Regions from separate parts of the Homo sapiens genome. Here region 1 is linked to region 2. Evidence: read pairs that join two places in POLR2A ChIA-PET (ENCODE). Cell type or tissue: CD4-positive, alpha-beta T cell. All regions are shown on one strand. Links, peaks and the distances in the headings refer to the core of each region. The heading gives the core; the rest is flanking DNA.

What was found. Peaks named below come from ENCODE experiments on the same cell type or tissue, not always from the same donor. Only the 100,000 strongest peaks of a DNase experiment are listed, where the experiment ranks them.
Region 1: POLR2A ChIA-PET joins it to region 2 with 10 read pairs; 14 of 35 experiments call an interaction of 5 or more read pairs at or near these places.

The regions. Positions count from the first base shown.
Region 1 is chr6:26,471,222-26,476,601 of GRCh38, forward strand. LOC285819 (a long non-coding RNA gene) reads right to left here. Exons shown (of 4, transcript NR_038992.1): 3 at 4,931-5,380; 4 at 723-972. It also overlaps a transcript of BTN2A1 not described here. Among named protein-coding and RNA genes, the nearest start is that of BTN2A1, 16 kb to the left of the region's middle. RefSeq lists an enhancer at 2,614-2,663. In CD4-positive, alpha-beta T cell, for the core only: no CTCF peak of the experiment used is centred there; DNase peaks (open chromatin) are centred at 1,860, 2,690, 3,030 and 4,080; H3K4me3 peaks cover 2,543 bases; H3K27ac peaks cover 4,374 bases.
Region 2 is chr6:26,566,704-26,572,083 of GRCh38, forward strand. It overlaps TRY-GTA1-1 (tRNA-Tyr (anticodon GTA) 1-1), which reads left to right and starts at 2,155; the gene lies at 2,155-2,245. It overlaps LOC105374988 (a long non-coding RNA gene), which reads left to right and starts at 2,621. Exons shown (of 2, transcript NR_134611.1): 1 at 2,621-2,833; 2 at 5,325-5,380. It overlaps TRA-AGC11-1 (tRNA-Ala (anticodon AGC) 11-1), which reads right to left and starts at 5,233; the gene lies at 5,161-5,233. RefSeq lists an enhancer at 2,697-2,826. In CD4-positive, alpha-beta T cell, for the core only: a CTCF peak has its summit at 2,628; DNase peaks (open chromatin) are centred at 1,528, 2,128, 2,568, 3,918 and 2 weaker places; H3K4me3 peaks cover 1,641 bases; H3K27ac peaks cover 769 bases.

The DNA of each region.
Region 1 (5,380 bases), core at 159-5,158, 95 kb before region 2:
GTCTGCCCAGACAGCTATGACAAATATACCAAGACTGAGTCGTTTATAAACAACCAAAATTTTTTTTCTTGCACTCTGGGGGCTGGGAAATGTAAGACCAAGGCACCAGCAGTTTGGTAACTGGTAAGAGCCTGCATCCTTGTTCACAGCCTTTTAAATGTGTCCTCATATGGCAAAGGAGAAAAGTAGATCTTTGGTTTTTGTCCCAAGAAACTGGAAAGATGGGCCGGGCACGGTGGCTCACGCCCGTCATCCCAGCACTTTGGGAGGCCAAGGCAGGTGGATCACTTAAGGTGAGGAGTTCGTGAACAGCCTGGCCAACATGGTAAAACCCTGTCTGTACTAAAACCCAGAAGGTGGAGGTTGCAGTGCACCACTGCACTCTAGCCTGAGTGGCAGAGTGAGACTCTCAAAAAAGAAAAGAGAGAGAAGGAAGGAAGGAAAGGAAGGAAGGAAGGAAGGAAGGAAAAGTAACTGGAAAGATGAAGTTGTTAATTTCTGAGATGGGGAAACGGAGAGACAAGGAGCAAGACGGGAGTGGTACAGAACCAAAGGTTCAGTTGTGGATACATTAAGGTTGAGGAGTCTATATTAGAGATGCACATGGAGATGCAGAGTAGTCCATTGAATAACCAAGAGTCCAGGTGAGACCTCAAGGCTGGAGATAGAGATTCCATACTCAACTTTCCTATATGTTTGAAGAGTTTCATGATACACTGTAGTGGGTAGAGGGAAGAATTGTATTTTGTTATTAATAACAGTCCTGAATATCATTGGCTTTGACAAAATGAGGACTTCTTTTCATGTCAATAAATATGGATGGTGGCCATCAAGGGCTGATCTGAGAGCTTGAAATGTCATACATGCCCCAGCTTAGTTCTGTCTTTATTTTCTTCTGTCTTAGCATGTGGCTTGCATCTTCAATGTTGCCTCATGGTCACAAAAGGGCTGCCCAGCTCCAAAGTCCATATTCTAGATAAGAGGAAGTAGAAAGTAAGGGGAGTGTAAGGGTCTACCAGCTGTTTTAGCCTCCCCTTAAATAATCTGTCTGATAAACTTCCACCCTCAAGCAATTGGCTCAAACTTAGTCCCTTGGCTTCCCCTGTCTACAAATGAGATGGACACCTTGCAATAAGAAAATGGGATTTTATTACTGAGAAAAGTAGATCTGTTATTGAACAAGCAGCCAGCCAACTCTACCACAGAGCCTAAATTCAAACTGTTGTAGTATCATTTTCTACCAGCCAAGGTTTCAGCTAAGTCCTAGGAGTTTTAATTACTTTAAGGGTCTGTTTTATAACATAAACAAATGATAGGCCTTTATATTTTATTTGTGACCCAACTAAAGTTGCAAGTGCTAGTGATACAGGATTTTTATTTGTCACTTTGCAAGCAGGGGACCTCTGGCCAGCAACACCCCACCCAAGCCTCGCTTGGCTAAACTGGCATGCCCCAGCTCACCTGTGTTATAGCTTATACCCACGTTCAGCAGTTCCTGAGCTCTTGTACCATGCCCAAGAAGAATGAGGATACACTAGACGTTGAAGGGTGAGGAGGGCTGAGAAGAATTTTATCAAGCGACTGAACAGCTCTCAGCAGAGAGGGGATGCTGGCACCCCTACCTGAAGGCAGGAAAGCTCCCCCTGTGTGGCTGGGTCCAGGCCTGTTTTATGGACTCAGAATGGGAAGTGTGTGCTGAATGGTTTGTGAGTATGCAAAAAAGGTTAAAGTGAAGACACCACTCAAAGATGGCCACAACAGTGTAAAAAAACAATTAGGAAAGTGTGGGTATATGGAAAGTAGTTGAAGGGTGGGGACCAATCAGAGGAAAGTGCACCAAACAGGAAGACAAGTTCTCAACAAGTTCTCAATTTGGGCTGAGGATTTACCTTGTAGTTTGGCTTTCAGGCTTTAAACTGTCTTCAGCTTGGAGGTGGGGTATCACTGGGGACCCATTGCTACCTGCCTAGGCATCTGACTGCCTCCTGTCTGCTATCACTAGGTCCCAAGGTTTGTAGCAAGGACCCCTTACAAAGACATCCCCCACAGTCTACCCAAAGGTTAACCTTAGAACATATTTCATTGTCAGAGTGAGAAACAAATACACATGAAAATACAGTATGGCACAAATAAGGAGCAAGAGGTGAAGAAAGCTTCAGTCACACCCAAAATAATTTTGTGAAAAATATAAAATATGCAGTTATAGACAGCACTAACTCTGGATACCAGAAAATTCTATAATTCGGTAATGGATCTGAGACCTGAATTTTGGAGGTACTAAAATAGATGCAATAGATCTAGTTTTCATTATGTTCATACTTTCATTTGGCTCTGTGGTAAAAGATGATAATATCCAAAACAAAAGATGATAATATCCTCCATGTAACAATTACATGCAAGGGGATGTCTGCAAACTGCCACAGTATCATTTTAATTAATACCTATCTTCTCTTCTTAAAATCTTTTCATTTTTCCACTCAGTTCTCCTGATATTTCTGTTATGATATAAAAGACAGCTGAATGTGAAGAAACACTGATTGTACACGTAACACACACATTAATGATTCAAATATGTAAACACAGAGAGCTGCAAACACTTTGAGAGGTAGGGCTGAAACTTTTCGTCAATGTGTACAATTCAATATCGTTTCAGTTTTCATTCTAACCGTCCCCAGTGGCTTCTGCCCAGCAACTGATGAGAAATGGTACCTCTGAGCCAATCAAAACACGAATTCCTACAAAGAGGATTCTCTTAGTGTTTCTCGGACCGAGTGTACAGCACATGCTTTCTTTTCCTTTATTCTGGATCAGAGAATCTTAACTAAAGCAGAAATAATTGTGTTAAATTAAACTAAATTTGGTATGAGATATGTATACATTTAGCCTGAGGGATGGCTCTTGAGCCCTTAAATAATGAACTGCAACCTAACTTAGTATGTAAACTAACTGAAAGCTTAAGGCATGGGAGTATACTTTTGTAACAAATAGCTGAGTCTCAGCCAATCCCAGTAGCCGAACTTCAGTCGGCGGCAGTCAACCCTGCAGCCAAGTGATCAGACTATGTTCAAATAAGGCCAACTCTGAGCTGTAACCAATTAAGCTGTTTCTGTGTGTCACTTCCCTTGTGGAATGGAGCTCACTGAACCTCTCTGATGGCTGCCCGATCGTTCTGATGGTTTGCAAATTGTTCTTTGTTCAAATTAAACCCTGCTAAATTTAATTTGTCTAAAGTTTTTATTAACAACAGAAAACTATTGATTACCTTTTTTTGTGGGCTATGATTTTCAGATAGGAATATTAAGGAGTAAGTGGGGAAAATTGCTTAGAGCCAGGGCTACAAGGCCTGGAAGAAAAGGGACTGAAAAGCTGAGAGGGGAACTGGCACAGAGAAAGGGGTGAGGATGGAGAGGGTAGAATGCAAAGAGTAAGGACCTGAAGAGGCTGAGATTTGGCTGAAGAGGGACAACCTGAATAGAGAAACCTTCCAACTGCATGTTCTTAGGAACTAATTACAGTCAGAAAGGAGCAAAGACTCCTTTTTTTTTTTTTTGTCAGAGTCTCACTGTTGCCCAGGCTGGAGTGCAGTGACACAATCTCGGCTCACTGCAGCATCCACCTTCCCAGCCAAGCAATTCTCTGGCCTCAGCCTCCGGAGTAGCTGGGAATACAGGCATACGCCACCACACCTGGCAAATTTTTTGTATTTTTAATAGAGACGGGGTTTCACCATGTTGGCCAGGCTGGCCGGCCAGGCTGGTACTGAACTCCTGACCTCAAGTGATCCACCCACCTTGGCCTCCCAAAGTGCTGTGATTACAGGCATGAGCCACTGCCCCCAGCCAGGAGACGAAAAGACTCCTAAAATATCTCCTGGTTATGTTTAGGAACATATTCCAAAAGGTTCTAAAAAGAGATGTGCCTTAAAGATTCATATGTATATTGTAAATTTTCAACTCCATATTTTCTAGATGTCCCCAACATCCCCACAACAGCCCGTCAACACCCTGCCCAGGTGACCAAGTACACCAGTGCAACAGGGCTGGTTCCTGCCTGCTTGCCCTTGCTTAACTGTGACCTAGTGACCTCCTCCCATCTTTTGATCTTTATTCCTCTAGTTCACTTCCTTTGTCACTATCTCTCCACCCACACCTACTTGCCTTAATCACCTTAACAGCAAAGGCTGAATTATTGTAAACAAAAGGAGTCTGTCTTTTTAGTGCATGGGTCCCCAAGTATGTATATATGAATATGCAATGAACCCCAGGATACTAAGCTTCACTTAAGGATTTTTTCCTACAAGGACTCAGCTGTCACATTTGGGGGCATTTTGTTTTGTTTTGTGAATGTTTAACCAAGCTAATGGAGGAACTATTGGTACAATGAACTCAAAAAATGTACAGGATCAGCAGGGCATAGTGGCTCACGCCTGTAATTTCAGCACTTTGAGAGGCTGAGTTGGGAGGATCACTTGAGCCCAAAAGTTCAAGATCAGACTGGGAAACATAGTGAGACTTCATCTCTAAAAAATTAAAATAAAATAAAATAAATACAAGGAAAAAAGAAAAATGTACTGGATTGAGGGGAAAAATTTATGATGCAAACAGAAGAGCATTTATGATTGAAGTGAGAGAAGGATAATGGGGGAGGATGGTGAAAGAACATCAATCTAAATTTATATTTAAATTTACATGAATCCAGTGCAGGCAGCATCTCAGGGGAGGGAGGAGTCTATTTTTCTGTTGATTTCCTGGGCTAAATTCCTGACTGACTCATTGCTGAAAGTAAATAACATATTATTATAGTTGAAAGATTTTTTTTTAGTGTAGTGATTTCAAACTGTGCTCATTTATATGCAACCCATGAACGCCTCCCTTCTCCTATGTCTCCTTTTGAGTTGTAGGGCCAGTTTGAAGCTTTATATATCATTTACCAAACTTAGGGTGGTGAGTGGGTGCTGATGGCAGCCTGGTTTGAAAATCTCCACTGGAGAGAAGACACAGCAGGATTCAGATGCAAATGACCAGAGCACTCCAAGTTGGAAAGAACTGCTGAGCGGGTCTGTAGAGCCCATCGCTCTCTCCTGTCTATTCATCAGCTAGGCTGAAGCTCCTGACAGACTCACACCAGTATCTTGCTGCTCCAGAAAGGTCGAAGATGGCAGTTTTCCCAAACTCCGGCTTGCCCAGATGTCTGCTCACCCTCATTCTTCTCCAGCTGCCCAAGCTGGTTTCAGATAGGTCTCTCTCTCTGGCCTGCAGAGTTAAAACATCTCAATAAATATAAAGTATAAAAAGAAGCTGGAGCCCAACCACTTCGGCACATGTTCACAGGATCTCGGGGCTGTGTCACAAGCCACTGGGCACTCATATCTGGCTGAGAA
Region 2 (5,380 bases), core at 149-5,148:
GCTCATGGGATCCTCCCTCCTCAGCCAGTCCCAGTAGCTGGGACTACAGGCCCCCGACCACTACGACCCGCTAATTTTTGTATTTTTTGTAGAAACAGGGTTTCACCATGTTGGCCATGGCTGATCTCGAACTCCTGGTCTCAAGAGACTTAGCTGCCTCAGGCTCCCAAACTGCTGAGATTACAGGCCTGAGCCACCAAGCCCGGCCTAGTTTACTATTTATTGATTAGGGTAGTTTTTCAGCTTTGTAAGGGAACGTCGTGATGTGGTGATGCAAATGAACTTCGTCTGATATTTAGTTATTTTCCGTCCTGTAGAAACAGTACAGTTTTATTGTCCTGTAAGGCAGTTTCCAGTTCTCTACCTCACTTAGCAATGTTAATTTACAGCATTGCTTCTTTCAGTGACTATCAATAAATTCTTCGATCCAGTTTTACCAGTTTTACCATCTTGATGATTCCCTCATTAGTGAATTAAACCTTTGACAAGTGTTTATTTCATATTCGTATATGAATCATGCATTTAACCGTTTGAAAAGTGTATTTTGACCAAATGTATAAAAGTAAATACATCTGTGAAATAGGATAACTTATTCAGGCAATTGAGGTTGGAGAGGAGATAAAACATTACATTTAATTCATCGAGACTCGCCCCACTCAAATAAATGTTTCATGGACTTGAGGAGATTAATGGCCAAGTTAAATGTACTTTCAATTTTTGTTCAGAAAAGAAAAAAAAAATCTGTGTGCCATAAAGGAGTGAACATTGGGCTCAATGGCCTACTTGCACAAGAAGGATCATTTGCCCTGTGCATGTTTCATTATATGACAAGGTAATTATCTTTAATGGAACATGAAAAAGAATGAAACAGATTTTTTTTTCTCTTTTCTTTTTTTTTTTTTTTTTTTTTTTTTTGAGACGGAGTCTTGCTCTGTGGAGTGGCTGGAGTGCGGTGGCAACATATCTGCTCACTGCAACCTCTGCCTCCTAGGTTGCAGTGATTCTCCTGCCTCGGCCTCCCGAGTAGCTGGGATTACAGGCGCCCACCACCACCACGCCCGGCTGATTCTTGTAGTTTTAACAGAGACAGGGGTGTCACCATTTTGGCCAGGTTGGTCTCGAACTCCTGACCTCAGGTGATCTCCCCGTCTCGGCCTGCTGAAGTCCTGGGATTACAGAGGTAAGTCACCGCGCCGGGCCATAATGAAACAGATTTCGGATGCCAGATTCCACCACAAGTGGATTTTTTCATTAACAAGGGAGGATAATAGCTATTCTGAGCTTCAGAGTCATAGAAAGCTAGACAAGAATCTTACACTTTGCAAAACTAATATTTGAAATGATATTACCTTGTGTTAATCATTTAAAAATGTATCATTTTAGCACACCCATGGATAGGTTTTTGCTGAGTTAAGAATTAATGTGATGGCCAGCTGCTGTGGGCTCACGCCTATGATCCTAGGGCTTTAGAAGGCCAAAACGGGCGGATCACTTGAGGCCAAGAGTTCGAGACCAGCCTGGCCAACATGGCAAAAATCACAACTCTACTAAAAATATAAAAATTAGGCGGGCGTGGTGGCTTGCGTTTGTAATCCCAGCTGCTCGAAGGCTGAGGCGGGAGAACGGGAGAATCGCTCGAACCTGGGAAGCGGAGGTTGCAGTGAGCCGATATCGCGCCACTGCACTCCAGCCCAGGCGACAGAGCGAGACTCTGTCTCAAAAAAAAAAAAAAAATTATTATGCTTTCGAAGTTGCATTATTTAGCCTGCTCTTCCTTCTCTTCCTCCTGTCAGTTATCTCAATAAAATCCCATTAAAATTGCATTGTTAAAGTGTTTCAAATTCTATTTTTAGGTAGAGGTTAAAATTGGTTATATAATGCATTCATCACAACAAAAGATGGTCATTGCTAAATTCTTATCAGTTCCTTGTGCCTCCTTAACATTTTATGTTTCTTTTTGTAAACTAGTGAGGGTGGTGCTCCCGTTTTCTCCCTGTTTCAGAGAAAAGGGCCTCTGAATATCAGTCAGTTCCGAAGGGGTAGTGGATGTCAAAAGAACATCAACGACGCAGGTAAACAGGACGACAAGCATCCACGATTGCCCAACCTTCCGCAGAGATGGCATCCCCAGCGGGAAGTGAAAGTCGTGTGAATCCTTCGATAGCTCAGTTGGTAGAGCGGAGGACTGTAGTTGGCTGTGTCCTTAGACATCCTTAGGTCGCTGGTTCGAATCCGGCTCGAAGGAGTTCACAATTTTTTTTTTTTGCGTAAGTTTTAAAATTCATTCTCAGAAATGCGTATTTCACTTATACATATCCTCGATAAGAATCTATTTAAAACTATTCTGGATGTGCAGTGAATCTCTTTAATTTTTTATTATTCTCCGTAACAATTTTTAACACGCGCCATCAAGACTTCATCCCTATAATTCGTATAATCCAACCCTCTTAGAAGCCCTGGGCACTGAGGAAGTGAATCAGACACTGGTCCACTGGGCTAGAGATCCACAGAGGCGTCTCCACCCCTCAACCCCGGATCCACAGCCGGGGGAAAGGGGCGGCTGGTGGGAATTACTCGGAGCAACTGGTAATTGGTGGGGCACGCGCGTGCCCTGGTGTTCAGAGTTCTGAATCGTTGCGAGTCAGTTACAAGCTGAACCACTAGCGTCTGAACCCTATACATCTGAAGCCGGGATGAAATTCAGGAGTTCTATTCCCCCTTCTCCTTTTAATTGTCATGGTGGTGTCTTTCGACCCTAGCAGAGAATATGTGGTCGATATTAGAATCACCTGGGGAGATTTTACAAAGCATCTATGCTTGGGTTTCTTTGGAGGTAAGATTCAGGTATTGTAGTTTCAAAAGCTCACCAGCTGACTTTCCTGTACTGCAAGTTTTGAAAAACACTGGTAGAAGAGAATCATTTTAGGAGAAAATAGTACATAAGGGAAAAAATGGACAGGATTTCCTACCCACATAGGGAATTAGCTCACAAAGTAGAGATCTGGCATAACAGTGGTACATATTTGCTAATTTTGTGCCAATCTAATTACAATATATTAATCCCATTGTACCCTTTTGTGTCTCAAAAATGTGATCCCAGATACCTATGGAAGAGTTCTTAATGACAAATATCTTTGTCTAGATCAAAGTAAGGAAGCGTTTTCTGAGGATTTTGTGCCTGGTAATTTCTTGTATGTTCCTTCCCATGTTTCCAAACTTTTATTCTTTATGAAAATAATTCTCAAACTTGGATATCAGAACCACCTGGAAAACTAACAAAAAACACAGAAGCCCAGGCTTATTGAATTAGGGTGGTGGTTGGAGAGCCCTGCCCAAAACGCATTGGAAGCCACTCCTATTAAGGGCTGGAGATGGATCTAAACTGATAGCTCCCCCATGAACTTGCTTTTTGAAAGCTGGTTGGGGGCAAAAGAAAAATGGCCTTTTGTTTGTGGTTTTTTGAGACGGAGTCTCGCTCTGTCGCCCAGCCTGGAGTGCAGTGGCTCCATCTCAGCTCACTGCAACCTCCACCTTCCGGATTCGAGAGATTCTCCCGCCTCAGTCTCCCGAGTAGCTAGGATTACAGGCGTCCGCCACCACGCCGGGCTAATTTTTGTGTTTGTGGTAGAAACGGGGTTTCACCATGTTGGCCAGGCTGGTCTGGAACTCCTGACTTCAGTTGATCCACCAACCTCGGCCTCCCAAAGTGCTGGAATTTCAGGCGCAAGCCACCGCACCCAGCCAGAAAACAAAACAAAACAAAACAAAACAAATAGGTATTTTCAAAGGTAATGTTTGGGGCTTGAATGCAACATTTGTTAAATAGTCCTGGACTAAGCTTCTTGCCAAGGCACAATAGATTTCAGTCCAGATAGATTCTCTGTCACAATTCTCCTCCTATGTGCCAGCACCAGTAACAGCAGCAGACCCCCCCACCCCACCCTCCGGCAAGATATAGCAAGATGACTTCAGAAGAGGAAGAGTGAACGTCAAAACAAAACAAAACAAAAACCCTCAAACATACCTACATACCCTTTGGCTCTCCATCATTTTATTTTTATATATTTTATTTATTTTTTTCGAGACGGAGTTTCGCTCTTGTTGCCCAGGCTGGAGTGCAGTGGCCCGATCTCGGCTCACTGCAACCTCCGCCTTCCGGTTTCAAGCCATTCTCCTGCCTCAGCCTCCGGAGTAGCTGGGATTACAGGCATGCGCAACCACGTCGGGCCAATTTTTGTGTTTTTAGTAAAGACGAGGTTTCACCATGTTGGCCAGGCTGGTCTCGAACTCCTGACCTCGTGATCAGCCTGCCTCGGCCTCCCAAAGTGCTCGGATTACAGACGGGAACCACCACGCCTGGCCCATCCACCATATTATTGAGATAATGGGAGTGCCTTTGTTACAATTGTAACAACTTAAGGTGGTCCTCAATAGGTCGGACATGTAGGAAATAGATTCCAAGAATAAAAATGTAATTTTAAAAATCTTTTAAAATTTGTGATACAGGGCCAGGCGCGGTGGCCCACGCCTGTAATCCCAGCACTTTGGGAGGCCGAGTCGGGTGGATCACTAGATGTTAGGAGTTCGAGACCAGCCTGGCCAACAAGGTGAAAGCCCGTCTCTACTAAAAATGTGCCGGTGTGGTGGCGCACAGCTGTAATCCCGGCTACTCCAGAGGCTGAGGCACAAGAATCGCTTGAACCCGGGAGCCGGAGGTTGCAGTGAGCCGAGATCGTGCCACTGCACTCCAGACTGGGCGACGGAGTAAGTCTGTCTCAAAAAAAAAAAAAAAAAAAAAAAAGGAAAAGAAAAAAATTTGTAATACGTCCTCAGTCTGCTGTGATAAAAATGTAATACATAAATGATCGAAGTGTATAATAGATTTGCCAATGCACCTGGCAGAGGCCAACACTCAGAACTGAAAATAGTGAGAGAAATTCGAAGTACCCAGCTCTGTCTACGATAGAACAATCTGAGGACTAGGGAACCACCGAGTAGATGGGTTTTCATGGGTGGTGAGAGAATCTTGAGCTTGAAGGAAAGACCACCCCCATTATGATACGGGAGTGTGTTGTTAGCTGCTTATGTGTCAGCAAGATATTCATGGAAAGATAGGAGTAAAGGCCAAAGGGTAAGGTGGGAGAGGAAACCACATAAAACTGGAGAATGCGGGCATCGATCCCGCTACCTCTCGCATGCTAAGCGAGCGCTCTACCATTTGAGCTAATTCCCCGTGTGGGAAAACGTCTCTTATATCCTTTACCCTCTTTGATATCTGGAAGTAATTCAGGACTCTCGCTATTTCAATTGACTTTCGTCACTAGCCAATAGGAAAAAAATGAAGAACTGTGTACAATGGTGACTAAAGAGCCTCAGCATG